Regions from separate parts of the Homo sapiens genome. Here region 1 is linked to region 2. Evidence: read pairs that join two places in POLR2A ChIA-PET (ENCODE). Cell type or tissue: B cell. All regions are shown on one strand. Links, peaks and the distances in the headings refer to the core of each region. The heading gives the core; the rest is flanking DNA. Region 1 overlaps SPTLC2 (serine palmitoyltransferase long chain base subunit 2). Region 2 overlaps ISM2 (isthmin 2).

Evidence for each region. ChIA-PET counts read pairs that join two places held together with the same protein. Peaks named below come from ENCODE experiments on the same cell type or tissue, not always from the same donor. Only the 100,000 strongest peaks of a DNase experiment are listed, where the experiment ranks them.
Region 1: POLR2A ChIA-PET joins it to region 2 with 10 read pairs; 3 of 35 experiments call an interaction of 5 or more read pairs at or near these places.

What each region holds. Positions count from the first base shown.
Region 1 is chr14:77,579,155-77,594,218 of GRCh38, forward strand. All of the region lies in intron 2 of SPTLC2 (serine palmitoyltransferase long chain base subunit 2), which reads right to left. Among named protein-coding and RNA genes, the nearest start is that of SPTLC2, 30 kb to the right of the region's middle. RefSeq lists a silencer at 4,698-4,898. In B cell, for the core only: no CTCF peak of the experiment used is centred there; DNase peaks (open chromatin) are centred at 9,447 and 10,147; H3K4me3 peaks cover 735 bases; H3K27ac peaks cover 2,845 bases.
Region 2 is chr14:77,476,070-77,491,133 of GRCh38, forward strand. It overlaps ISM2 (isthmin 2), which reads right to left. Exons shown (of 7, transcript NM_199296.3): 2 at 8,608-8,850; 3 at 8,254-8,496; 4 at 6,253-6,598; 5 at 2,506-2,646; 6 at 2,173-2,256; 7 at 1-43. Among named protein-coding and RNA genes, the nearest start is that of ISM2, 15 kb to the right of the region's middle. RefSeq lists enhancers at 1,345-1,514, 8,493-8,993, 14,589-15,064. In B cell, for the core only: no CTCF peak of the experiment used is centred there; no DNase peak of the experiment used is centred there.

The sequences.
Region 1 (15,064 bases), core at 6,598-11,597, 100 kb after region 2:
ATTAAAAAATTTTTTAACAGATGACATGATCTTTTATTTATGTAAATTTATGGGGTATAAGGGCAATTTCATTACGTGCAAGATTGTGTAATGGACAAGTCAGGGATTTTACGGTATCAGTCATTCAAATAACACACATGGTACCCATTAAGTAATTTCTCATCATCCACCCTCACTCCCTCACCCTTCCAAGTCTCCACTGTCTATCATTCCACTGAGTTACTTTAAAAACAAACTTTACAACTTCCATTTTCATACTGTAAGAGCACCTGAGAATGAGAGGCCACTTATATTTAATTAACTGCTAAATCAGGACAGGCTTGGTGGCTCACGTCTGTAATCCCAGGACTTTAGAAAGCCAATGCAGGAGGACTGCTTGAGCTCAGGAGTTCGGGACAAGCCTGGGCAACATAGCGAGACTCTGTCTCAACAAAAACATTTTAAAAATTAGCCAGGTGCAGTGCACCTGTAGTCCCAGCTACTCGGGAGGCTGAGGCAGGGAGATCCCTTGTGCCCAGTAGATTGGGGCTGCAGTGAGCTATGATGGCACCACTGTACTCCAAGCTGGATAACAGCAAAAACAACAACAAAAAAAACCCTGATGTATCAGGAAAACATCTGGAAAGGCATCAATTCTCTATGATTATTTTAACACAACTCTTATCAGATAAAAGTCACTTAACTTTAATAGTTGACATATATTACATGGTTTCAAATAACTGACTTCATGAATGTAGAGCACAAGAATGTAAATTAACAAAGTAGTCCTCATAAAAATAAAATGTAGTCATACAATTCTGTCATTAAATGGTTTCCCTCCCTAATAATCTCAAAAAGACGGCTCTTCCCTCCCCACAAGCCTCCTCCCACATTAATAGATTAGGGGAAATGCCATAAAAACCACATAATTCCAATTTCAACCAAGAAAAACAATTCCAAAATTAAGATTCCATCCTTTGCATATTTTCAAGGATCAAAATGAAACAAATCCAAAGAGAAAATAATAAACAAGAAACACTATAAAATAGGATATAGGGGCCGGGTGTGGTAGCTCACACCTGTAATCCCAGCACTTTGGGAGGCCGAGGTGGGTGGGTGGGAAGATCACTTGAAGTCTCAGGAGTTCAAGACCAGCCTGGCCAACATGGCGAAACCCATCGCCACTAAAAATACAAAAATTAGCTGGGCATGGTGGCGGGTGCCTGTAATTCCAGCTACTCGGGAGGCTTGAGGCAGCAGAATCGCTTGAACCTGGGAGGCAGAGGTTGCAGTGGGCCGTGGTCACTGCACTCCAGCCTGGGCAACAGAATGAGACTCCATATCAAAAAAAAAAAAAAATGGTTATAGGAAGCCACCCACCTTAGGTTCTTTTCCCTTTAGAAAGGAATTTTTTAAAAAAGAAAAAAAAAAAAAAAAAAAGAGGCCAGGTACAATGGTTCATGCCTGTAACCCCAACACTTCGGGAAGCTAAGGTGGAAGGATCGCTTGTGGCCAGGAATCTGAAGTGACAGTAAGCTATGACTACACCACTGCACTCCAGTCTGTGCAACAGAGCGAGAACCTGTCTCAAAAAGAAAAGAAGGCAGGACACAGTGGTTCATGCCTGTAGTCCCAACACTTGGGAGGCTAAGGCGGGAAGATCACTTGAGCCCAGGAGTTCAAGACCAGCCTGGGCAACATAGTGGGACTCTGTCTCTACAAATAAATTTTTAAAAAGAAAGAAAAGAAAATACATTCCCAAAATGAATTCCTATGCTCAGGAACTTAACCCTTCCTCTGAGAGATTAAGTTGTACTAAAACTTAAGTCTGTAAAAAATCAAGTCACAGCGGAGCAGAAATGCTATGCCTGGTGTGGTATGACCACTACTCAGAACACATGTGACCAGACCATATGAGATCTACTTAAACTCTTGAATGTAAAGGGTAAACCAAACAACAAGAAAACGAAACTACAGTTTTTACTGTATCAGCCAACTACTGAGTTTATAACCATTAGATCTGGGCTTGGTGCCAATATAAATTAAGCTGTTAACTAAATCAGTCAAAAACATTGAAAAAGCTTAAGCCTTATTCTGTAAAAGATTTTCATTGCTAAAGAAGGCTGCATACAACTCTAAAATTAACAACTTTCTATGACACCGGACTCTCAAGTGCCTATTGAATGAGCCTCCCAGTAGATAAATCTTATAAATAAGGCTGAGCAAAGTCAGAAGCTACTCTAAGAATTTGCAGTACCTGATACCATCTCTCTTTTTTTTTTTTTTTTTTTTTTGAGGCAGAGTTTCACTCTTGTTGCCCAGGCTGGAGTGTAATGGTGTGATCTCGCCTCACTGCAACCTCTGCCTCCCAGGTTCAAGCGACTCTCCTGCCTCAGCCTCCCAAGTAGCTGGGATTACAGGACTCTGCCACCATGCCCAGCTAATTTTTTGTATTTTTATTAAAGACGGGGTTTCACTATGTTGGCCAGGTTGCTCTCAAACTCCTGACCTCAGGCGATCCACCCACCTCGGCCTCCCAAAGTGCTGGGATTAAAGGTGTGAGCCACCATGCCCAGCCACCATCTCTTTTACAACTGGTTCTAATAGTTAATTTTCCTCAGGACAGAAAATATTCATAAATAACATGTCTATCACAATTGGAAATTTTTCATTTAAATGGCATGTCCATTTTGATAGCCTTCCAACAAGTATACTGGTTGAATGAAAATAGGAATAGAGATATCCAATTCTAATTAAAACTTTTTATTTGGCTGTTATTATCCATGCATTTATTTCCCAAAGGAAAAAACAAAAAGTAGTCTTCAATCCTTTTCATTCATGTAAAAAAGGGTAACAGTACTAACGCTTCTAATGAAGGAAATGACAGTACTGATTATCTCATTTCTTTTTTTTAATTAAAAAAAAAAATTTTTTTTTGAGACAGAGTCTCACTCTGTCACCCAGGCTGGAGTGCAATGGTGTGATCTCGGCTCACTGCAACCTCCGCCTCCTAGGTTCAAGTGATTCTCCTGTCTCAGCCTCCCAAGTAGCTGAGATTACAAGTGCCCGCCACCACACCTGGCTAATTTTTGTATTTTTTAGCAGAGACAGTGTTTCACCATGTTGGTCAGGCTGGTCTTGAACTCCTGACCTCAAAGGATCTGCCTGCCTCAGCCTCCCAAAGTGCTGAGATTACAGGCATGAGCTATGGCGCCCGGCCAATCTCATTTCTTTATAATCTTTCTAAACACTGCACATTAATGTTCAAAGTATTAACTCCAATATTAAGAGAAATATTTCCTTACAGACAAATTTTTATTAGCAACAAAAGCAATATTTTTTGTTTTACTATATAAAACAGAAAAACCTTAGAGTCTGCTCCAAATACCAGAGGGATTATCAAACCCCAAGATAGAAAAAAGACTGCAGGCCAGAATGAAGTAGAGCTTCACCCCTCAGCCTTGGGCTAAACAAAGAAAACCAGAGGCACAGCTGTCTGGGATTAGGAAGGAAGCAATGGGTTCCAATTTCCTGAACAAAGAATTGTGCCTGCCATGGTCAGGCATTTCCATCTCTCCTTAACAAGTGATTAAGTCACAGTAGCACAGGGTAAAGGAGGAGAAGCTGTCACAACCAGGGATGTTAGGGACCAAAAGCGGGTGGCATAGAATGGTAGGAGAGAGGGACTTACGGCCGAAATCTCAGCTCCCCTTTACTCCTTAGCTAAGCTCCAGGGTAGTAGCTCTGATCTCAGTCAGTAGGTTCAGCAGAAAGATTTGATAGGCATGGCTGGGCGCAGTGGCTCACGCCGTAATCCCAGCACTTTGGGCTCAAGGCGGGTGGATCGCTTGAGCCCAGGAGTTTGAGACCAGCCTGGGCAATGTAGTGAAACTCTGTCACTACAAAAAATACAAAAATTAGCCAGGTGTGGTGGCATGTGCCTGCAGTCCCAGCAACGTGGGAGGCTGAGGTGGACAGATCACTTGAGCTCAGAAGGTTGGGGCTGTAGTGAGCCAAGATCGGACCACTGCACTTTAGCCTGGGCAATAGAGTGAAAAGCTGTCTCAATAAATAAATAAATAAATAAATAAATAAATAAATAAATAAAAATAATAATTTTAAAAAAGATGAGAAGGGCAGCAAACCAAACTCCCTGCAGCTTAGCCATGAAAAAAAGGAGGGGAGGGGTCACTACTTGCAGTTCCAGTTCTAGGCAATGGGAGTGTATTTCCAAAAATATCAGGTTAACTTTAAACACTCTAAGACCACAGTTAAACTAGGGGGGTAATCTTTTCATTCATTCATTCAAATATATCTTAGTGAGTACTCGATACATACTGGGTTGTATGCCAGACTTTCAGGATACGTTAAAGAACAAGACAGTTCTCTCCGCAAAGAGTGATAGCCCCACTATTCCGACCCTCATTCCCCCATCTCCACCACTCTCTTCCTCCTCCTCAGTTTGGTCACTGTGAAGTGACTTTAGTTAAGGCTTATGTAATACTCATCATCATTGACCTAATACTCAGTTATTGAACATTTACTGAGCAGTACCTTCCAGGCACTAAACTGGGCACTGGGAATAAAAATGAGTAAGAACAACCTCTACACTCCCTAAGAACTCTTAGTGTAGTGGAGAAACACACAAATAAATACAATATAATAAGTACTATAAAAGAGTGTTTGTCCAGAGAAGGAGCGAATACCTAACTGATAAGGGAGTGACAATGGTAAAGTCAAGTCCAAGCAGCCTTAAGGATATACTCATAAACATTCTTCCTGAAGATCCTCACAAATCCCATATCCTAGCACATGTAAGGAGAGGGAAAACAATACCTACTCGCGACTAAATGCTGGATCACTGGGCTTGAAATACTCCTCACTTAAGAGCCTTCTCAACTCAAGAGAACAACTCAAACTCTTGGATTTGCTGCTTAGAGATCAATGAAGACCTTATCAAAAGTAGTCTAGGGACATCTCAATAAGAAGCCAATAAATATCCTTTACTGGTTAAGCCTATTTAAGGTAAGCCTTCTAGAAAATATCCCATATTGTTTAATATAATATACATAAGTACCACCTATTGTAGCACCTATACAGGCATTAAGAACACAGGGGGCAAAGCTGGATGCTATCACTTTTTGAAGTCCACTTTCTAACAACTGTCCCTTTGTTAAGCATCATTCTGGTCCAACACAGATAGTCAAATATGTTTACATGATGATGATAAAGATGATGAATAATCACAACAGCAGCAAGAGTGCCCATCTACTGAGTATTTATGACATACCAGGCACTTGCCAAGTGCTTTACATGCACACATATTTATATACTTATATATGTAAGTATGTAAATATACATACTCTGCACACTCTTAAGGAAGATATTTCTTACACTTTCAGAAAGGCTAAATGGCTTTCCCACTTAGGAAAGCAGCCAGAGGCAGAGCCAGGAACTGATGATCCAGGCCTTCTAACTTTACTCTGTGCTCCCAACCCCAATGCCACACTGCCTCTTATTTGGTGATGCTACTAAATCAATCTGAAATACTTTGATAGCGTTCAAAGCACTTCAAGACCACTGTGCTATTGTCCTTCCCATTCTTTTCCTATGTTCTGCATATGACCAACACACACATAACAAACCCCCTACAAGACACACAGACACACACACACACACTTAGGAGATGGAAGGCTAAAAACTGTATTTCCTGGACACCCTTGTGATCGGGTTGCGGATGTGATGTAGGGTCTGCCAGTGAGAAGCACATACAACAGCTGGATGGCAGGGGCCACGCTTTGCACCAGCGTAGGAGGCAAGCCCCTGCAGACCTCAGTGCTGGGTCGGCACCAGCGCGATTCTATGTGCCACTGCCTATTCACCAGCCTCTGGCAGTGCGACAGTTGTGATGCCAGCACTCAGAGTACTCACGGCAGGAGCAGTTTCCTAGTTTGGGGTAGCTGCCCAGTTAGGGGAGGGAGGCCCTAACCTCACTGCTCTCGCCCCTCCACAAAGCCATAAATGCCTAATTCTCTGTTGGCTTGAATGACCTACAGTGTTTTTGGTAACTCTACCAATAATGTGACGATTTCAACAACGTGGTCATTATAATTATTGTTGAGAAATAGATGTTTAATAACTTATTAGATGTATTTTACAGAGTCACTGAATAAAATTTAAATTCTTTGTCCAAGTCACATAACAATGCAGTGACAAAGCCAAAACTGAGACTAGTATTATTCCAAACTAACACTATTAGTGGTAGTGTTACTACTAATTCCATTAAGAATTCTCAATGTCAGTTCTAATTTAATAACTTTTACTTATTTTAGAGTCTGGGGCACCAATCTCGATATAACAAAAGACAAAATTTCTCTCAAACATGAGCATTTGAGGCAAACAATCACTGCTTTGATGTTAGGATAAAAAGCTTGGAAAACATGCTTAGAACTGTCTCAGTGTCTTCTCAAGGTCAGGATGATTTAAAGTTCGACCCTTGACCTATGCATCCAGTGCAGGGAAAAAAAACTGGGACAAGTAAACCAACTCTAGCAGTCTTTAAGGAACAAATTTATTTCAGCTTTACTTTTATTCAAAACTTGCTAAGTAAAGGAAAACGTGGGAGAAAAATTTAAATCTACAAAACTATAAAGTATTTAGACCTTCACAGATTACTTTTAAATGCCATACTTATTTTAAAAACTTTCTCACTAGGACATCCACTGGCCAAAAAAATGACCCGACCTAAACCTCATACCTTATACAATTAACTCAAAAGGAGCATAGCCCTAAACGTAAAATATAAAACTATAAGACTCAGAAAAACCTTAATACATTCCTGGTGGACATGCAAAATGGCACAGCCAAGGTGGAAAAGTGTGTTGGTTTCTCAAAGGTACATGTAGACTTTGACAACGATGAACGTGATAAATTTTTTCTTTTTTCTTTTTTTTTTTTTTTGAGATGGAGTCTTGCTCTGTTACCCAGGCTGGAGTGCAGTGACGCAATCTAGACTCACTGCAACATTCGCCTCCTGGGTTCAAGCAATTCTCGTACCTCAGCCTCTCAAGTAGTTGGGATTACAGGTGTGCACCACCATATCCCGCTAATTTTTGTATTTTCAGTAGAGACGGGGTTTCACCATGTTGACCAGGCTGGTGTCAAACTCCTGACCTCAAGCGATCCACCCACCTTGGCCTCCCAAAGTGTTGGGATTACAGGTGTGAGCCATCACACCCAGCCAAAAAATAATTTTTTTAAAGGTAAATATAGACTTTCCATGTGACCCAGCAATTCCATTCTTAGGTACGTACCAATTGGAAACAGATACTCGAACAAGTACTTGTATGTGAATGTTCATAGAAGCACTATTCACAACAGCCAAAAGGTGGTAACAAAATGTGGTATATCCACATAACAGAATAGTATACAGTGATATAGGAATGAAGTACTGTTACTTGCTACAATGGTACATGAATCTTGAAAACACTATGCTAAGCGAAAGACAAGCCACAAAAGAGGGATGGTAGACGCAAAATACTTGTAGGATACATAAATATTTCCTAAAAACCACTTAGAAAAATACACAAACCCAGTAGAAAAACGGACAAAAGATTTGAACAGAGACTTCATGAAATCAGCACTTCCAATGGTCATTAAACATATAAAAAGCTGTTCAGCTTCACTGGGCAATAGAGAATTGCAAATTAAAACCACAATGAGACACTAGTACATATATACCAATTGAACTGGCAAAAATTTTAAATTCTGGCAATACTGAGTGTTAGTAAAGAGATGTGGAACAATTCTTGGCCGGGCGCAGTGGCTCACACCTGTAATCCCAGCACTTTGGGAGGCCGAGGCAGGCAGATCACGAGGTCAGGAGATCAAGACCATCCTGGCTAACACAGTGAAACCCGTCTGTACTAAAAATACAAAAACAAAATTAGCTGGGCGTGGTAGCGGGCGCCTGTAGTCCCAGCTACTCGGGAGGCTGAGGCAGAAGAATGGCGTGAACCCAGGAGGCGGAGCTTGCAGTGAGCTGAGATCACGCCACTGCACTCCTCCAGCCTGGGTGACAGAACGAGACTCAGTCTCAAAAAAAAAAGAATTCTCAAACACAGCCGGTAGGTGTACAAACCAGTACAATAACTTTGGAAAACAATTTGGCACTATCTAGTGAAACTGAAGACATGCATACTCTATAACTCTATAACTCAATAATTCCAACCCTGGAGAAACTCATATTTACATGCAGGAAATGCATATATCAGAACATTTATAGTAGTTTTATTCATCACTGACAAGAAATGAAAAAAGCCTCAATATCCATTATTATTAAAATGAAGGAAGGCCAGACACAGTGGCTCATGCCTGTAATCCCAGCACTTTGGGAGGCTGAGGCAGGTGGATCACCTGAGGTCAGGAGTTCGAGACCAGCCTGGCCAACATGGCGAAACCCGTCTCTACTATAAATACAAAAAATTAACCGGGTGTGGTGGCAGGCACCTGTAATCCCAGCTACTCGGAAGGCTGATCTCTTGAACCTGGGAGGTGGAGGTTGCAGTGAACCGAGATCGCACCACTGCACTCCAGCCTGGGCGACAAGAGCAAAACTCTGTCTCAAAATAATAATAATAATAATAATAATAATAATAACTAATGCTGTTTGCTGGTATGATAGTACTACTAAAAGATTTCAAGACATTTCATTATAAACATAATATTGCATATCAAAGACAAGATAGTAAAAAAAAAATCTATAACGTTTTGAATTTTTATTTGGGCAACATTTGTTGTTGTTGTTGTTGTTATTGTTAGAAACAGTGTCTCACTCTGTAACCCAGGCTGGAGAGAAGTGGCATGATCATAGCTCACTGCAGCCTCAAATTCTTGGACTCAAGCTATCTCCCCACCTCAGCCTCTCAAGTAGCCAGGACTACATACAGGTGCACACCACCATGCTTGGCTAATTTTTAAATTTTTTGTAGAGACAAGATCTCTCTCTGTTGCCCACGCCAGTCTAAACTCCTAACCTCAAACAATCCTCCTGCCTCAGTCTCCCAAACTGCTGGGATTATTGGTATGAGCCACCACACCCAGCTGGAAAATGTATTTTCTACTAAAGAAGGAAATAGCCTTATGAGATAGATTTAGAAGTAACTGAAACATGACAAAGTTGTTTCAAAACTTAAATTAAGAATTTTTAAATCCCAAATAATTCCCACCTGAGGAAGTGTTGAAAATGGAGTCATCACACAGTTAAAATTCATTATAGTTGGACGCAGTGGTGGATGCCTATAATCCCAGGATTTTGGGAGGCCAAGGCAGGTGGATCGCTTGAGCTCAGGAGTTCAAGATCAACCTGGGCAACAAGGCGAAACCCTGTCTCTACAAAAAAAAAAAAACAAAAATTAGCCAGTTGTGGTAGCGTGCGCCTCTAGTCCCAGCTACTCAAGAAGCTGAGGTGGGAGAATCACTGGAGCGTGGGAGGCAAAGGTTGCAGCGAGCTGAGATTGTGCCACTGCACTCAACCCTGGGCAACAGAGCAAGATCCTGTCTCTGAAAAGAAAAAAAAAAAATCTGGCCCAGGCACAGTGGCTCATGCCTATAATCCCAGCACTTTAGGAGGCTGAGGCAGGCGGATCACTTAAGCCCAGAAGTTCAAGATCAGCCTGGGGGCAAAACCCAGTCTCTACAACAAAACACAAAAATTAGCAGGGCATGGTGGTACGTGCCTGTAGTTCCAGCAACTCCGGAGGCTGAGGTGGGAGGATCACCTGAGCACAGGGAGGTCGAGGCTGCAGTGAGCTGAGATTGTGCCACTGCACTTCAGCCTGGGTGACAGAGTAAGACCTTGTCTCAAAAAAAAAAAAAAAAAAAAAAAAAAAAAAAAACACACAAAGAAAGAAAAGAAAAAGGGAAAAGGAAAGCATTATAAATTCTAAAAGTATTTTATAAACCAATAATTCTGTTTTTATCTCTACTTAATGAAGAAAAGTAGGTGAAATACTCAATGAAAGGTTTTCAGACTACAACTTTTAAACCTTTCAACCATGGTTAATTAACGACTTTCCTTACTGTTCATATAGGTCATACCACCGTCTGTCCTTTCCTGTTTTTAATGTTAAAAACAGGAAGCCACTTCCTTGCTGTTTCTATGCTGTCCATGAAAGCGCAGAATGAGATTTCAAGATAAAAAAACACTGGTTTTTCCTACATCTAAAACAGTCATTTGTATGTTTGTGTGTGCATGTGTGTACGTACACACCTACCTCGACTACAAATACTTCAAAATACTTTACATTGTTACTGTTACCACCACTCACAATACCATTCATATCTTAAACTTTTTTTTTTTTTTTTAGAGATAATGGCCAGGCACGGTGGCTCATGCCTGTAATCCCAGTACTTTGGGAGGTCGAGGTGGGCAGATTACCTAAGGTTAGGAGTTCAAGACCAGCCTGGCCAACATGGTGAAACCCTGTCTCTACTAAAAATACAAAAATTAGCCAGGTGTTATGGCAGATGCCTGTAATCCCAGCTACTTGGGAGACTGAGGCAGAAGAATCGCTTAAGCCCGGGAGGCAGAGGTTGCAGTAAGCCAAGATTGCGCCATTGCACTCCATCCTGGGCGACAGAGCGAGAGTCCGTCTCCACACACACACACACACACACACACACAAATACAAAAAATTAGCTGGGCGTGGTGGTGCACGCCTGCAGTCCCAGCTACTCAGGAGGCTGAGGCATGAGAATCACTTGAACCCAGAAGGCAGAGACTGCAGTGAGCTGAGATCATGCGATTGCACTCCAGCCTGGATGATAGAGCAAGACCCTGTCTCAAAAAAAAAAAAAAAAAAGACAAGGTTTCACTCTGTCACCCAGGCTAGAGTGCAGTGGCTCAATCACAGCTCACAGCAGCCTTGAACTCCTAGGTACAAGTGATCCTCCCACCTCAGTCTCCCAAGTAGCTAAGACTATGGGTGTAGGCCACCACACCCAGCTAATTTTTTAATTTTCTTGTTGAGACAGGGTCTTGTTACATTGCTCAGGTTGGTCTCAAACTCCTGCGCTCAAGCTATCTTCCCACCTCAGCCTCCCAAAGTGCTTGAAATTACAGGTGTGAGCTAACACGCCTGGCCTCTGGCCTTGTATCTTAAACATTTACCGAGCGTCTAATATGTGCCAAGCACTCTATAGTACAGAGTAGTAAACAAAAAGGTAATAATCCTTGCCCTCTTGGAATTTGTATTCTGGTGGAAGAGATAAACATATAAAATACAAAGTTTGCTAGTCCAGGCTCAGTGGCTCACGCCTGTAATCCCAGCACTTTGGGAGGCCGAGGTGGGCAGATAGATAAACATGAGCCCAGGAGTTCAAGACCAGCCTGGCCAACATGGCAAAGCCCTGTCTCTACTAAAAACACAAAAATTAGGTGTGGTTGCACATGCCTGTAGTCCCAGCCACTCTGGAGGCTGAGGCAGGAGAATTGCTTGAACCTGGGAGACAGAAGTTGCAGTAAGCCGAGATCGCGCCATTGCACTCCAGCCTGGGCAACAGAGCAAGACACTGTCTCAAGAAAATAAAAATAAATAAAAATAAAAATAAATAAAGTATGTTAGACAGTGACAAATACCAACAGAAACAAAAGCAAAAAGGAAAGGGGGAGACATGCTGCAAATTAGCTGGGGTGCCCTGGGTAGAACAGAGGATAAAATGGAAGTGAGGGAACTAGCCATGGGACTATTTGAAGGAAAAGCTTTCCTGGCATGAAAAACAGGGAAAACAGGTAACAGGGAAACTCTTGCAAACCTAACACTGGCACTAGTCCAAACGGATACAGAGGTAAACCTACTGCCACTAGTCCAAACAGATACAGTGGTAAACCTACTACACAAAGCTTCTTTGAAAGGTTTATTTTGAGTATAGTTTTTTACCAGTGAGAAATCCCTATAGTAAGTAGAGATGACTGCTCCATATGATGAAATATTATTCAGCAATAGGAAGCAATGAAGTACCGATACATGCTACAACATGAACTTCAAATACATTACGCCAAGTGAAAGGAGCCAGACACAGAAGAACATACACTGTATGATCCCATTTACATGAAACATCCATTTATATGAAAAGTCCCGAATAGTAAATCTACAGAGACAGAAAGTAGATTAGTGGCTGCCGAGGGTGGGGAGGGTGGATGAGGAAGGAGTGACTGCTAATGGTTCATGGTTTCTTTTTCAGAAGAGAAAAACATTACAAAATTAAATTGTGGTGCTGGCTGCACAACTCTGTAGATATACTAAAAACCATTGTATCGTACACTTTAAATAGGTAACCTTTATGATATGTCAATTATTTAAAAAGACTACTGCTGTCCTGTGCCCAGCAACTAACACAAAACAATGAAATACAGTGCTCTTTATTTTTTATTCTTCTTATTTTTTTTAGACAATCTCGCTCCATTGTCCAGGGTGGAGTGCAGTGGTGCAATCTTAGCTCACTGCAACTTCCACCTCCCAGGTTCAGATGATTCTGGGGGAGCTAAGTAGTGCTCTTCTGTATGTATGTATGTATGTATGTATGTATGTATGTATGTATTTATTTTTAGACGGAGTTTCTCTCTTGTTGCCCAGGCTGGAGTGCAATGGTGTGATCTTGGCTCACTGCAACCTCCACCTCTCTGGTTCAAGTGATTCTCGTGCCTCAGCCTCCCAAGTAGCAGGGATTACAGGCATGTGCCACCACGCCCCAGATAATTCTTGTATTTTTAGTAGAGACCGGGTTTCACCATGTTGGTCAGGCTGGTCTCAACTCCTGACTTCAGGTGATCCGCCCGCCTTGGCCTCCCAAAGTGCTAGGATTATAGACGTGAGCCGCCGTGCCCAGCCAGTTGTGTTCTTTTTAAATGTAGAATCATACACAGAATTAAAGAAGACAAACCAAACAATCAATCCCCTAGCTTAATGCACCAAAATGACAGGTACCAGAATATTCTTAGTACGCTACTTTTTTTTTTTTATTTTGAGACAGTCTCTATTGCCCAGGCTGGAGTGCTGTGACAAGATCTCAGCTTACTGCAACTTCCGCCTCCCAGGTTCAAGCCATTCTCCTGCCTCAGCCTCCCAAGTAGCTGGGATTACAGGTGCCCACCACCACGCCTGGCTAATTTTTGTATTTTTAGTAGAGATGGGGTTTCATCACGTTGGCCAGGCTGGTCTTGAACTCCTGACCTCAGGTGATCCACCCACCTCGGCCTCCCAAAGTGCTGGGATTATAGGTGTGAGCCATCGCACCCGGCTGTACGCTACTTTTTGAAGGAGGCCAAGAATAAAATCCCTCTGGGAATTCCTAGTAATGTATTTGAATTTCTTTCTTTCTTTTGTATCTTGAAAATAAGCCTATTGGGATATAAACATATAATGTCCCTTCGCCGTATCCTATCCCTCCCATTTTTAATCTACTTATTTTTTGTAACTTTTATTTTAGGTTCAGGGGTACGTGTGCAGGTTGTGCAGGTAAACTCGCATCACAATGGCTTGTTGTACAGATTATTTTGTCACCCAGGTACTAAGCCTAGCACCCAATGGGTTATTTTTTCTAATCCTCTCCCTCTTCCTACCCACCACAAGTGTCATTTTCCTCTTTGTATCCATATGTTCTCATCATTTAGCTCCCACTTATAAGTGAGAACAGGCTAGGCACGGTGGCTCACTCCTGTAATCCCAGCACTTTGGGAGGCCAAGGCAGGCTGAGGTCAGGAGTTTGAGACCAGGCTGGCCAACATGGTGAAACCTTGTATCTACTAAAAATACAAAAAATTAGCTGGGCGTGGTGGTGCATGACTGTAATTCCAGCTACTTGGGAGGCTGAGGCAAGAGAATCACTTGAACCGTGGAGGCGGAGATTGCAGTGAGCCGAGATCACGCCACTGTACTCCAGCCTGGGCGACAGAGTGAGACTCCATCTCAAAAAAAAAAAAAATTAAAAAAATTAAAAAATAAGTGAGAATGTGGTATTTGGTCCTCCCGTTTTTAAATATCTGATCATGAACAAGCTGTGGAGGCAAAATGTTAGTTTAAAATTTTGTCAGTGTGTGGTAACTACCTACCATAATTTACTCCTTACGTTCCTAGCTATTTCCTATCTAAATATTAGAATATTTTTTTCTGAATTAAATTTTTTCATTTTGTAGAGATGAGGTTTCATTATGTTGTGTCAGCTGGTCTCAAACTCCTGGCCTTGAGTGATCCTCCTGCCTCAGCCTAGAACATCTTTATTAATTCAAGCTTTTGCTGTATCTGTCACGTACGTGTTTCTGAACTACTAGCTTCACCTCACATCACAAAGAAATAATCCATAGATTGAGAAAAACAACATTCTCATCCAAAACACCACGAATAACAGAGGATTAAGGGGTAAAGAATTCCAAGAATTTTATGCAATGTATATAAAATAGAACAAACTCATGGTAACTCATCTTTATTGGTATGATCATGTGATTTAGTTGTATTCAAAGCAACATACGGTATTTCCTTACATCAAAGAATTAACACAGTTAAACTGGGCTCTCTTTTATAATGAAATGAGGAAGAAAACCAGGATGTGGTTATGAATACCACTCTCTCAGTGAAATGAGGAAGTAGCAACATTATGTTTGCATTTTATGATCCCAAGCAACCACTTTCCCTCACCTCCTTCCAGTTTAACACTTAATTTGCCTCCCTCTTTCCCCATCTCTAATCCAACATTAGAAAACAAACATGATCTATCACAGGAAAGGAATGACTTTTCCTTTCCCTCTAAAAGCTGAATTTTTGTAAGAAAATGGCAGAAGTTGGCTGTTTTAAATGCTAATGTTATCTACTGGGAATATTCTATTGAAATGAATTTGAATAATTTAATAAAATCCTCTCCATAAACTGCAGAGGCAAATGCTCTCCTCAGCCTCCCATTTCCTTGTATTACTTCCTCCAAGAATTGTTTCCTGATTAACCCTATGCTACTCAGATACTTTTTTTGTTCTATATCTTCATATAATCTAAGTATTATTTACTTGTATAATGGTTTTGCAAAGGCCCATAAC
Region 2 (15,064 bases), core at 6,058-11,057:
AAGTCGCTCTTGCAGTTCAGCCACTTCTCACAGCTGTCCACATCTGCAAAGGGCCACAAAGTGCAGGAGGGAAGCCAGTGACAGAGCCAGGCCCGTGTGGGGCGGGGACTGATTAAGGGCCAGTGCATGGGGAGAGAAGGCCCAGGCCCCAGCTGGTGCAAAGGCGTGGCTTGGTAGGGCCTTGGGGATGGAGAGAGGCTACCCCACACCATCCAGACAACCTGAAGCAAGAAGCTCTTGCTCAGAACAGACACAGGCCAAGGGGCTGGAGCAATGACCCAGATGTCCTCTGCGGTGCCATATGTCACATGCTGAATGGTGGGAAAGGTTTAGGTGTCATGTGCTGAATGGTGGGAAAGATCCTGAGATCTTGGAAAAGGATCTGGGGTGAGTGGAGACAGGTACAGCAGCTTTTCACCAACTGGTAAGAAGGTTTCATTATTTTAGCCACTGGACCATTCTTGTTCTGAACGCTGCCTTTCTCAGGCAATCTGGCCTGGGGTGAGTCATTTGGCCACTTTGGGCCTCCTGTGGCCCCCTCTGTCTATGCTGCTCTCCTCCCCATCTCCACCTCGGGAAACGTGGCCTTTTTTTAAACTATATTTTTATTTAATTTTAAAATAAATTATATCCCTCAAAACAAAAACCTGAGGCTAAAGTACATCTGACTGAGGTTCTCTTAAATAGAAGAGCTGGGGGGCCAGGCGCGATGGCTCACGCCTGTAATCTCAGCACTTCTAGAGGCCAAGGCAGGAGGTAGGAGCTCAAGACCAGCCTGGCCAACATGGCAAAGTCCCGTCTCTACAAAAAATACAGAAATTAGCCGGGCTTGGTGGCGCATGCCTGTAATCCCAGCTACTCGGGAGGCTGAGACATGAGAATCACTTGAACCCAGGAGGTGGAGGTTGCAGTGAGCTGAGATCACACCACTGCACTCCAGCCTGGGTGACAGAGCAAGACTCTGTCTCACCATTTCACCCGGTCCCCATGGCACAGTGCAGCAGAGGCCAGGAGCCTTCATAAACCAGAAAGAGGTGCCCCCCAGACTCACCAGAGCCCTGCAGCGAGCAGGGAAGGGGAAAACACTGCAGTCACCAGGGAACAGCAGAAAGAAGAAAAATGGCCTTGGGCGGCTGGCCACGTGGGAATGTGCAGAACCTTGCTCCTCACTCCCCAGAATCTGCCTGAGTGGATGCTGTTAACCGGGTCTTGTTTCTCATTTTCCCTTCTGTGCCCTCATCCTAATGGGATGAGCTGTCCAGCCCCGGACACTGGGGGACTGACTTTGATAGTTTGAGGCTCTGCACATCTCCAAGGGACTGGAACCTTCCCCAGGATCCAGATGCTGGGATTTGGGTTTTGACTGGGAGTGAAGGAGGAGCCTGGGAAATGGTAACACAGGAGAGGGGAAGAGACACACATTTCCCAGGCCCACCCCTGTACCAGAAAACAAACTGCTCCTTCCTCTCTGCTCCCAAATCTTTAGGGCCTTCTTTGCAGTGCAGTGCTCACATGGGTTATGCGTGTCTTTCCCCCATGGGACCTGAGCTCCTTGAGGACATGGACCAAGCCTCAGGCTGCTGACATCCCCTGTGCCAGCACCATGGCCAGGCACATGATGCAGGCTCAGTAGGCTCTTGCTGTGCTGAGTGCAACCCTTATCTGCAAGGTTGGTCTCCCTGCCTTCCTTGCAGGGTGCAAGTAAGACCAACAGACACAGACTCAGAGTGTGCAGGTGGACGCCTGCCCCATGCCCAGCTGCCTGGAGGAGCAATGCTGGAGTTCTGCACACTGACCCATTTCTGACTGCACTGCATCCCCCTCTCCAGACAGAGCCTGCCCAGGAGCCTCCCAAGAGTAACCAAGGAATGGAAGTCAGAACGTCCCCACCCTATCCTGCTGCCAGGGAGGATAGGATATGCCCCCACCAGATGATCTCTAAGCTCTGCCGCTCCCATTAAGACCTTCCCAGTAGGAATACCAGTCTGAGAAAGGCCAATGAGCTGGCTCAGAAATGCCAGGGCCCCCTGTTGGAGAAGCAAACCTTCCAGATGGAAGCTGTGCTCTCTGCCTAGTGGAAAGAAGCCAGGTTCCTGCCATGGAATAATACCCCACCCTCCCCTGAGAGCTCGTTCCCCAAACCACCAGGGGCAAGCCTAGCCCCTCACTCACCTTGATCATGCATGTCCGTAGCATTGCGGGCCAGGAGCTTCCACTCCTCACTGGGGAGGCCCAAGGTGTCCTTGTCCTCAGTGCCTTTGGGAGGAAAGGAGGCCAGGCTGGTGGCTCCGCAGGCCACCTCAGTGCCGCTGATGGGGAAACCCCCCCACCTCAATAGGCTCTCAGTGCCCACAGCAGCCAAAATAGGCCTGGGACAAGGCAGGACCACCATGTTTTTGAGCTTCCTGCATCCCATCTCCCAAGCCCACCCACATTCCCAGGGGACCAAGCCTCCAGCCTAAGCCGCACCAGCCACTCCTATGCAGGGGTAGGGGCTCATCTCACCAGGACAGGAGGGCAGGTCACAGGTACGGGTCTCGGTGGCAGTGCAGCCATAGCCACAGGGCCGAGTCCTCTGCTGCTTGCCAGTGCTGCAGTTCCCACTGCAGGGAGACCAGGGACTCCACTCCTTCTGAGGCTCATAGTCTGGGTTAAGACAGGGAGTTGGGGGTGAGTGCATATAGCTCACAGGGCAAATTGGTACAAATCAGCACAGGGCACCCTTTCCTCAGGTGGATGCAGCCCATGCCAGGGCTTCCAGCCTCATGAATGAAGCTGGGCTGGATTTCAGCTTCCACCTGCTCCCTCAACTGGATTCCCTTCTGCAGTGAATAACCTGTGCAAATATATCAGGTGGCTCTGAAAAGACAGTATAACGCCTAGCCACTTGCTCTGTGTCAACACAGTATAAAGAGGAAATGATACCTAGGGCTGGGAGCTATCTGACCACTATTGGTATGACCTTGGGCAAGTCCCCCTACATCTCTGAGCTATAGGTTTTTTAATTTCTTTTCTGTGTCAGGGTCTTACCCTGTTGCCCAGGCTGGAGTGCAATGGTGTGATCATAGCTCACTGCAGCCTTGACTTCCTGGGCTCAAGCAATCCCCCCACCTCAGCCTCCCTAGTAACTGGGACTACAGGTACGTGCCACTAGGCCTGGCTAATTTTTTCTTTTTTTGAGAATCTGTCACCCAGGCTAGAGTGCAGTGGCGTGATTTCGGCTCACTGTACCTTCGCCTCCCGGGTTCAAGTGATTCTCCTGCCTCAGCCTCCCATGCAGCTGGAATTACAAGCATGCGCCACCATGCCTGGCTAATTTTTTTTTTTTTTTTCAGATGGAGTCTTGCTCTGTCGCCCAGGCTGGAGTGCAGTGGCGTGATCTCGGCTCACTGCAACCTCTGCCTCCCGGGTTCAAGCAATACTCCTGCCTCAGCCTCCTGGGTAGCTGGGATTACAGGTGCCCGCCACCACACCCAGCTAATTTTTGTATTTTTAGTAGAGACAGTGTTTCACCAAGTTGGTCAGGCTGGTCTCGAACCCCTGACCTCATGATCCATCTACCTTGGCCTCCCAAGGTGCTGGGATTACAGGCGTGAGCCACTGCATGGCTAATTTTTGTATTTTTAGTAGAGACGGCGTTTCACCATGTTGGCCAGGCTGGTCTCGAACTCCTGACCTCAAGTGATCCGCCTGCCTTGGCCTCCCAAAGTACTGGGATTACAGGCATGAGCCACTGCACCCGGCTAAGCCTGGCTAATTTTTAAATTTTTTGTAGAGACGGGGTTTCACCATGTTGCCCAGGCTGGTCTTGAACTCCTGGGCTCAAGCGATCCTCCAGCCTCAGCCTCCCAAAATGCTGGGATTACAGGTGTGAGCCACCCACCTGGCCTGAGCTATAGTTTCTATGTCAATCAAAACCAAGGGTGACAATATTTCCCTTGCACTGGAGATATTTAATAATTTCCCAGGCTGGGCATGGTGGCTCATGCCTATAATCCCAGCACTTCGGGAGGCTGAGGCAGACAGATTGCTTAAACTCAGGAGTTCGAGACCAGCCTGGGAAATATGGCAAAACCCCATCTCTACAAAAAATGTTTAAAAAGCTACTGTGGAGGCTGAGGCAGGAGGATCATCTGAGCCAGGGAGGTTGAGGCAGCAGTGAGCTGTGATCATGCTACTGCACTCCAGCCACAGCCACTGTGTCTCACTCCAGACACAGTGAGACACTGTCTCAAAAAAAAAAAAAAAAGAATTTCCCTGCTACCCATATTAGGGACCCACTTCTGATCTGAGGGAGCTGAAATACACTGTGGCTGGGCCCAAATCCTCAGGGTGTGCAGGGCCTGAGACCCAGTGCTTTCTGTGAAACCCCCAAAATACTGAGAGCTGGTTCCACACTTCACAGGCAGGCCAGCACTGGCGCCAAGAGTTTAAGGAAAATTAATGGGAGAAAAGCTGAAAAACACGGAAATTTTTTCCTTTTTTTTTTTTTTTTTTTTTTTTTTAGAGACAGGGTCTCGCTCTGTCACCCAGGCTGGAGTGCAGTGATGTAATCATGGCTCACTGCAGCCTTGACCTCCCAGGCTCAAGTGATCCTTCCACTTCAGCCTCCCGAGTAGCTGGGACTACAGGCAGGCGCCGCTGTGCCCAACTAATTTTTGTGTTTTTTGTAGAGACAGGGTTTCAACATGTTGCCCAGACTGATCACAAACTCCTGAGCTCAAGCAGTCCACCTGCCTTGGCCTCCCAAAGTGCTGGGATTACAAGGCATGAGCCACCATGCCCGGCTGTCATGAAAATTTTCTGTGAGTTTACATTATTTTAGTGAATTGGGAAGAGCCTGTCACAAGTTAGTCTTAACAATAGGCACCTCTGTCCATTGACAAGACACCAGGGCTCCAAGGGGAATGGCTGCAACTATGCATAAAACATGTCTGCACCCAGAGGAAACCTGAACCACAATACGCAAAAATAAAAATCATCATCATGGCCGGGCACGGTGGCTCATGCCTGTAATTCCAGCACTTTGGGAGGCCAAGGCAGGCAGATCACTTGAGGTCAGGAGTTCAAGATCAGCCTGGCCAAGCTGGTGAAACCCCATCTCTACTAAAACTACAAAAATTAGCCAGGCGTGGTGGTCCACACCTGTAATCTCAGCTACTTGGGAGGCTGAGGCATGAGAATCGTCCGAACCTGGGAGGTGGAGGTTGCAGTGAGCCGAGATTGTGCCACTGCACTCCAGCCTGGGCAACAGAGTGAGACTCCACCTCAAAAAAATTAAAAAAAAAAAATCTGTCATCATGAGAGGCTGGTAGGCTTAAGGTAATATTTTCTGAACAGTTTGTGCTGCTGTTGTGTCTTTTTCTAACAAAAATAATAAAAATAGCCAATACTTTCTTTACTCCATGCTGGCACTGTATATGTCTTAACTCACTTAATACTCTCTACAGCCAACTCCATGTAGTAAAGATTATACCATTCCCCATTCTATAGAGGAAGGAACTGAGGCACAGAGAGTTGAAGAATCTTGCCCAAGGTCATTCAGCTGGTAAGCAACACAGTCAGGAGTCAAAGTCACACACACAATCTGAAAATAAGGTCAGTCATGAGTGATGGAATTTATAATTTCTCAATCCTTGGAAACTCACAGATGTAAATAAATATAATAGTAACAAATGTCTTTTGCTTAGGGGATATCAGAGATTTTTGTGAGGGTCAAATGTTGTTCAGAAAAAAAGAAAAAAAAAAGGCTGGGCACAGTGGCTCATGCCTGTAATCCCAGCACTTTGGGAGGCCGAGGTGGGAGGACTGCTTGAGCCCAGGAGTTTGAGACCAGCCTCTGCAACATAGGGAGACCTCATCACTACTAAAAATAAAAAAATTAGCCTGCCCTGGTGGTATGCACCTGTGGTTCCAGCTATTCGGAGGCTAAGGTGGGAGGGCTAAGGTGGGAGGATCGCTTGAGCCCAGGAGTTTGAGGCTGCAGTGAACCATGATCATGCCACTGCACTCCAGCCTGGGTAACAGAGCGAGACCCAATCTCAAATTAAAAAATTAAAAAAAAAAAAAAGGAAAAACTCTGCAAGCTATTGTCAATGTTACTTTTGAGTTGATGATGGTGTTTGAACAAGGCCTAAGCTCCTGGCTTCCTCAATGGTCTTGCCTGGGAAGCCTCCACCCTCTCCCTCACCCCCATTTCCACTCAGTACCTACAGGGGAGCAGCCTGGGGATGCCAAGATGGGGGTGCTCACCGTAGCTGACAGAATCCTTGAAGACCCAATCCCCGGGGGCCAGCCAGCCCTGGTCCCAGTTGTCTGTAGTTCCATTGAACCAGAGCGCCTGCTCTTCCTCATCTTCCTCTTTGTCCTCTTGATCCTCACCCTCGATATCCTCTGAAGGATAGTCCTCGTCTTCCTCCTTTTCCTCCCCCTTCTCCCCTGGGGCCCTGTCTTTTTCCTCTCCTTTGTAGTCTCCCCAGAGGAAGGACCAGAGGGCGGGCAGCCAGCTAAGGGTATCCTGGGGCGGGGGATTGCTGGGCTCAGCCAACAGGTCTATCGACACCTCGGCCTGGGGGTCCTCCACCACCTTGATGGTCACCTGCAGGAGACAGGCCAGGCCGGCCAGTGAAGGAGGTCTTAGAGCTGCATTCCAAAGAGACGAGGGATGATGGGGTCAGGGTCAGAGGTGAGAGGCCCAACCTTTCCTTCAAACCAGCTGTCTTCTCTTGGCTGACATTTTTGGCTAACCTTCCTGGCCTCTTAGGGCACAAGAATCACAGCTTACGGCCTGGAGGTGCATTAGAATCACCTGGGGACTCCTAATTCGCAGATGCCAGGTATGGACTGAACTGGTCTGGGCTGGGGCCAGGTATGGCGGTTCTAACACATGCCAGGGTTGACACTCACTAGCTTAAGAGAAGCTGGCTTTGAATCTCGGCTCTGCCAGCATGCATCTGCTGGACCTGGGCAGCTCTGAGCCTCCAATTCCTCATGGTAGGGCTGGAAGCTGAGTGCTCCCGACACAGCAGCCCTTGGAGGAACTCTCTTGCACCACATTATGGATGGAAAATAAGTAAAAGAAAATCATTTATGTGAAACTGAACTTCGGAAACATTAGGCTATTCAATAAAGTAACATGAGGTTCACTGAACAAAATTTGGAAAAAAACAGCAAACTATGAAGAAGAAAATGAAAATCGCCTATATTCTGGCTGGGCTCAGTGGCTCACGCCTGTAATCCCAGCACTTTGGGAGGCCGAGGTGGGCAGATCACGAGGTCAAGAGTTCGAGACCAGCCTGGCCAACATGGTGAAACCCCGTCTCTACTAAAAATACAAAAATTAGCCGGGCATGTTGGTGCACCCAGCTACTTGGGAGCCTGAGGCAGGAAAATTTATTGAACCCAGGAGGCAAAGGTTGCAGGGAGCTGAGATCATGCCATTGCATTCCAGCCTGTGCAACAGAGCGAGACTCCATCTCAAAAAAAAAAAAAAAGAAAGAAAAAAGAATATCACCTATATTCTATCACTGACATTTCTGCCTTCCAGTTTTTTGCGTGTGCGTGTGCGTGTGTGCGTGTGTGTGTGTGTGTCTGTGTGTGTGTGTGTAGGTAAGTAGAGAAAAGAAGAGAGACACTTTTAAATAATTTTAGAATTGTGTTTTATACTTTTATGGTCTTTTTTCCCCTTCTGGGGAAAGTGTTTTGTAAACTATAGCTGCTACACAAACATGCAGAATTATTATCATGAAGGACTCACGCCAGGCAGTGGAGCCTGAAACTAGAATTCTGCCAGCTGCTCTAATTTCCTCTCCTATAAAGCCCTTCAGGTGGCTGTCCCCCATGCCACCAGCCTACTCCATTCCATACTGAACCCCTTCTTTAGGGGATCAGACCTGCAGGTCTTTTCCAGGAGGCCTCCTTAGATTCCTGGAATCCCTTGTAGCCTACAAAGCATTTCCCACTCACTGGTGCTCACATAGCCCTGCTGGGTTGGTGCTGTTTGTCTCTTGCCATGGTCTAGAGAACAAAGGCTCAAAGAGTCAAAAGACTTGCCCAAGGCCCACAGCTAGAAAGTAGAGGGGCAGGTCCTCTGCCCCCTACACCACAGGGAGAGCATGGGGAGCCTGCCCTCTGACCCCACACAGCAGCCCCACCCTCCACGGAATCCAGGATATAGGGTATCCTGAGCCCACCTTGTCAGCCCCGCTCCTCTCCGGGTGTCTGCAGGGCTGCTGGCCCTTCTGTAGCTCTCACCTGGTTATCAGGGTTAGGGGTACTCAAGGTTGCGTGGACCAATTCTGGCAGCTTCTGCAGCTCCAGCAGCAAGGGAGTAACCTCCTGGGTCCTGGGAGGCGTGGCATTCCCTGGGGTCAGGGCTGCTGGCTCAGTGACAGTCCAACATCCATGTTGGTGTAGCTCTGCCTGCAGGTGGGTTCTGGGGAGCAGTCGTGCCTCCTCCTCTTCCCTCAGAGGCCTAGGATCTGGGGAGGCTGAAGCCTGAGGAAGAGAGAGGGAAGGTGAGGTGACAGGTTAGGGCTTACCCAACAGGGACCCAGAAAAGGCTGGCCAGGCAGAGCCAGGAGCTGCTGGCCCTTCTGTAGCTCTCACCTGGGTATCAGGGTTAGGGGTACTCAAGGTTGTGTTGGCCAATCCCGGCAGCTTCTGCAGCTCCAGCCGCAACGGAGTAACCTCTGGGGTCCTGGGAGGGGTGGCGTTGCCTGGGGTCATGGCTGCTGGCTCAGTGACAGTCCAGCATCCATGTTGGTGTGGCTCTGCCTGCAGGTGGGTTCTGGGGAGCAGTGGTGCCTCCTCCTCTTCCTTCAGAGGCCTAGGATCTGGGGAGGCTGAGACCTGAGGGAGAGAGAAGGAAGGTAAGGTAACAGGTCAGGGCTCACCCCACGGGGATCCGGAAAAGGCTGGCCAGGCAGATCCAGGAGCCCTGGGGTCTGACCGGGTCATAAACTCACCCTGTGACTTACATCTCTCTGGAGTGTGTATCTGTAGTGTAAAATCTCCACACTGCCTGCTTTAAGGCCCTCAACGGGTAAGTGAGGGTGTAGCTGGTCAGACAGTGGACTGTATCCACAAAGTGCTTTCACAGAGGATGCCAGTGTAAGGCATGAAAAGGAGGGTCATTTCACAGATGAAGAAACCACAGCCCAAGAAGGGGAGAGAGTTGTTTCAGAGAGTGGTGTCCTTTGCAGACAATGTGCCTCCCACTCCCCAAGGCCCTCACAGGCCAGAGGAGAAAGGCCCCCAGGGATGCACCTGGTCCTATCAGGGAGTGGGCAGCAGGCCTTGGCCTTTCCCCTCAGCCTGCTCCTGTCCGCTAGGCCCCACCCAGGCCATCCACATGAGGGCTGTGTTCCTCCGCCTGCCTGCCTGGGGCCTGGCTCCTTTTTCTATTCCAGGCTGCTGGCATGGCTGACTCAGCCAGTTCATCCCTGCCAACAGCCACTGGCCATGGTGTCCTCACCGGGACAGTCCTTGCTTCAGATCAGATGGTAAGTGAAAAGCAGATCCATGTCATCTCTGACTCCTGTTCAGCATTCATCTGCCCAGACAGTGGGGCACTAGGGGCTCAGTGGCTGCCACCTGCCTCCAGGCTATAGCCACTGCCCAGGTCTCTATGCCAGGGCAAAAGGAGCACCTCCCAGAGCTGCCTTATGAGTCTCCGGGACCTGCCACCTGTGGACCCTGCTTCACTCAGGCCACACCCTTGCCACCCCTCCCGTCTCATACCTGGGCAGTATGGTATGGCTGACAAACACTGGTTGTGAGAGTCAGATAAGCTTGGGTTCAAATCCCATCTCTGCCTCTTACTAACTTCTTCAACTTGACAATATCCTCGTCTGCAGAATGAAGATAATCATTCTTCCCTGCAAGGACTGTGAGAATTTTATTTATCAAACATTTCCACAGCATTTACTGCACACCAGGCACTATTCTAAACACTTCATCACTCATTTCATCCTCCCTGTCTTACATCCTCATTGTCATGCCTGTCTTACAGTGGAAACTAAGGCACAGAGAGGGCAAGTAACCTGCCTGAGGTTGCACAGACATTTAGCGATAAAGCCAGGATTTAAACCAGGCAGTCTGGGCCTAGAGCCCATTCTCTTAACCTGCAAGCTATAAAGTGATAGTATTGTATCCCCTTCAAAAATCAGGGGCTTAATCAGCCTAGTTTCTCACTCTTACTTTTTTTTCTTGAAAGTTTGGAAACAGATTCAGAATCTTCTGTCTCTCCCTCTTTGACCTCCCCTTCTGCGGTGTCCAAACACCTGGCTCCAGGGCTCCTGCACTAAACGCCTGGTCCCAGGGCAGCCGTGGGCCCATCTCGGCCCCAGCCTGGAGTCTCTTGCTGAGTCAAAGCCCTCTAGTCTAGACAGCAGGGTGGATGAGTGGAAGGTGGAAGGGTGAGTAATGGAACAACTCAGCCCCTTCACTGACCAATGAGGGAGGCCTGGAGCATCCCTAAGTGCTGGCTTCCTAGCAGCTCCCACCCACAATTCCACCAAAGCCCTAACTGTGCCTGTGACTTTGCTCAGCATCTCCACTGTCTGCAGTCTCTGGGGCATAGAGACAGGCAGTCTCGGAGCAGCAGGTGTTCAGGGCTGTGCAGCCTTTTGGCTGATTGGGATACCCTAGCCTGGTGGTGGCTGGGCCTGCCTGGGCAGGTGGTACAGTGGTTATGCAGTGGTTCTCATCTGGGGACATGTGGCACTGCCTGGAGAAATTTGTGATTGTCACAGCTAGAGGAGGTTTCTACTAGTATCTAGTAGGCACAGGCCAGGAATGCTGCCACATAGCCTGCAGTGCACAAGGCCATCCCACAAGAATCATCCAACCCACATGTGAATAGTGCTGTAGTTAAGAAAGCATGCTCTAGGCCAGGCACGGTGGCTCACGCCTGTAATCCTAGCACTTTGGGAGGCTGAGGCGGGTGGATCACTTGAGGTCGGGAGTTTGAGACCAGCCTGGCCAACATGGTGAAATCCTGTCCCTACTAAAAATACAAAAAAAATTAGCTGGGCATGGTGGCAGGTGCCTGTAGTCCCAGCTACTCGGGAGGCTGAGGCAGGAGAATCGCTTGAACTGAGGCAGCAGAAGTTGCAGTGAGCCAAGATCGCATCATTGCACTCCAGCCTGGGCAACAGAGTGAGAATCCATCTTAAATAAATAAATAAATAAATAAATAAATAAATAAATAATAAAAAGAAAAGAAAAGCAAGCATGCTGTAGATTGGGCTGCCTGGTCTGAGTTCTGCTGGCAGCCTGGCTTCTAACCTGTGGGGCCCTAGCAGGAGAGAAGCCTCTGTGAGCTTCTTCATCTGCAAAATGGGAATGACAACAGGACTAAGCCTAGCCCAGGCCCTGCTACCCAGTAGGTGCTCAAAATGTTCCTTTCCAGACCTCTCTACCCACTCCTCTCCCTGGTGCCCAGTCAGACCATAGGGTGGGCAAAGGCCAGAGAGGTTCTGGCCAAGTGTCACAGCCACACGTGCCGCCTTTCCTCTCTGGAGCTGCTCTTGGGAGTCTCCCTCTCTGTACGTCAGCCCTTGCGGAACTCCTGGGAGTGGAAAGAGATGTGGGGAACGTCTCATCTTAGTTTGGGTTCTCTTGAAGCCTACCCCAAGACAAGGGTTCCAGTGTAGGTGGTTCCACTGGGAGGTGGCCCCAGGAGATGCCAGAAGAGGGTAGGGGAGCGAGACAGGGAAGGGGAGGCGGCAGTCAAGGATGCAGTCAAGCAGCAACCATGATGGGCACCTGCAGCCAATCCCCCTGGGCTCCTCCGATACCCCTCGAGCAGGGACAGAGCTGGGGATTTATCTGCCAACTCCACCAGTCCTGGTTAAAGGCTCTGGGGCTAGAAGGGAGGATTTGCTCTCCAGGCACTTCAAGTGAGCCACGTACATCTCCCAGAAGGGCTGAGGGGATCAGGGCCGGGCACCCAGAGGCCCAGCCCATAGCCAACCTCTGGACACATCTTACACACCAGGCCTTCCTAGGCAATTTCCATGCCATCTGTCACTTTTTCCAACTCAAAGGTAAGTTCTGTGCAGACAGGAATTGTGTCTGCTTTGTTCACTGTGGGATACTGTGCTGAGCACAGTGCCTGATACATTATAGGAGCCCGATAAATCACTGCCACGTAAACAAATGAACACCAGCAACCCTGAGGGGCGAGCGTGATCACCTTTATGTTAAAGATGAGGCTATGGAGGCTCAGGGAGGGTAGGGACTTATGTAAGGTCTTAAAGGTTACAATAAGAGAACTGGGATTCAGCTCAGCCCAGCCTGATCTCAACACCTGCGCACTGGTGCACACTATGCACGTGTGGACAGACACTGGTGACAGTAACCCCTTGTGGGCCACCACCTTCTGTCTTCACAGAGCAGTTCCACTTTCATCTCAGCTGAATGTGGTGGAAATGAGTTCAGGCTGGAGTCCACATGACCGGGGTTCAATCCCAACATGTACACCTACTAGCTGCATGACCTCCGGCAGGTTACTTAATCTGCCTTAGTTCCTTCCTCTGTAATTTAGGGAAACACCAGCGCCTGTCTCATAGGGTTGTTGAATTAGAATAGTACCTTGTAGGTGCTAAGCATGCAATGAACGTTACCCAGAGGTGGCGACAGATGGTACTCAGAAGGCAGACAGAGGAGCCATCAGGGGCACCCCCCTCGCCAGGCAACATGCCAGTTCTTCACACCTCATTCAGGTCCCCCGAACACTGCTGCAAAATCACTCGGCAGGTGTATCCTCATGGCATTCTGAGGGGAATTCTGAGACTCCAGGTTGTTGAAGAACTCCAGTCCTGTCTCACAAGACCACCTCTCTCCATCTTCTAAGCTTACATGTGGAGTTGCATGCATGTACAAACACACAAGGCCATTCTTTTGGGGGGTGGTGTCACTGCCCAAATAGAGATACATCTGAGGTATATCTTTACCAGTTCTCTCTCTCTCTCACCCCTATGCTTACCTTCCCAGGCTTGGCCGGGCAGCCCCTGACCCACGTGTTTCCAGTTAACACAACAGAGTCCCAATCCCCACAGACCCTTACTGCATTGCGTGAGCCCGCCTGCTAACCTGTTTCAGCCCCTTCACAGTTCCCTGTTCTCCCTTCTCCTTTGTGCCTCAGGGGTCAGAAACTTGTTCTGGATAATTAAATTCAGTCACCAAGTGCAGGTCCCGCAGCCCTAGCTCCTGAAGCCCAGGCCCAACCACACAGAGCCAGGCTGCACACTAAGTCATGCTGGTGGGAGGTGCTGGAGACCCAGCACACAACAGCAATTGCCTCTTTAGCCAGGCCTGAGACCCTGCATACAACACAGCAATTGCCTCTTTAGCCGGGCCTGAGACCCTGCCTACAATAGCAATTGACTCTTTAGTCAGGCCTCTTTAGCCACAGGCAGAGGAATAGGGCTGGATTTCATTCTCCCTCAACTACCTTCCTGATTGGTAAGTACTATTCTTTTTTTTTAAGACTGGGTCTTGCTATGTTGCCCAGACTGGCCTCGATATTCCTGGGCTCAAATAATCCTCCCACCTCAGCCTCCTGAGTAGCTGGGATTAGGTATGTACTATTCTAAGCCAACCCACCCTGGCACCCAGCGGAGGCTGCAAAGCTCCTCACTGTAATAAGAGTAGTGCTGACCAAGCATAGTGCTCCCCGCACAGGGCCGGCTTCATGGTGTGCAACCTGTGTCTTTGCACTGAGCCCCATATTTAGTTTAACGCTCTGCTGTTGCCCTTTGGAAATAGCTAAGAAGCCTCATATTTTCTTTTTTTATTTTAGTTTTTGAGATGGAGTCTTGCTCTGTCGCCCAGGCTGGAGTGCAGTGGCACGATCTTGGCTCACTGCAAGCTAAGCCTCCCGGGTTCACGCTATTCTCCTGCCTCAGCCTCCCAATTAGCTGGGACTACAGGCGCCCGCCACCATGCCCAGCTAATTTTTTGTATTTTTAATAGAGATGGGGTTTCACCGTGTTAGCCAGGATGGTCTCAATCTCCTGACTTCGTGATCCGCCCTCCTCGGCCTCCCAAAGTGCTGGGATTACAGGCGTGAGCCACCACGCCCGGCTAATTTTTTGTATTTTTAGTAGAGATGGGGTTTCACCATGTTAGCCAGGATGGTCTCAATCTCTTGACTTCGTGATCCGCCCGCCTCGGCCTCCCAAAGTGCTGGGATTACAGGCGTGAGCCACTGCACCCGGCCAAGAAGCCCAACATTTTCATTCTGCACTGGGCCCCACAAAAAATGTGGCCAGTTGGCTTTCCCAGGTAAAGGCAATAAAAAAAGAAAGAAAAAGAACGGAGCCAGTCTTGCCGATCACCCTATATGTACAGACTCACTGGATTCTCACAACAACACTTTAGGTAGGTGTGAGCATCATCTTCACTTCATAGACAATGCAGCCAAGGATCAGAGAGGTAACGTAACTTGCCTGGAGTCACACAGCTAGGGGCTGGCAGAGTGGGATTTGATGTCAGTGGTATGGCTGGAGTTTGTGCTCTTAAGCCTTGTGCTTTGCTAACTCCAGGCAGTGGCTGCACCTTCTGGTTTGCCGCCTGCTGCTCTGCGGTGCTGAATGTGCTGGATGAACAAAACACTATACAGGATGTTCAACTCTCCACGTCCATCCTTCCCTTTGATCCTCGTAACAACCTGAGACTGAGATCGGAGAGGCTGGAGACTTGCCTGAGGCCTCTGGGCAGCCAAGCTTCCAGGCCTCATTCCTGTCCTTCTCTCTCTCCCTCCCTGGGGGCTTTTCCAACCCTTTAGAGACTGAATGGTCTGGAGGGATAAGGAAGGCCATAGCTGAGGTCCAGGAAGGTGGCCAGCTGCAGGAGAAGGCTAGCAGGTGAGGCCACAGGCTTGGCACCACACAGACCTAGGTTCTAGTTCTCCCCTGGCACTCACTCACTGATTGGGCTAGAAAGACCCCACAACCAGATAAAATCAGCCTTTAGGAAATACATCCTTCTCATTGCCACCCACCTGGCAGGTGAGACCTTGCAAATCTCCGGCAATCCAGCCCCTGCTTCCAGGCAA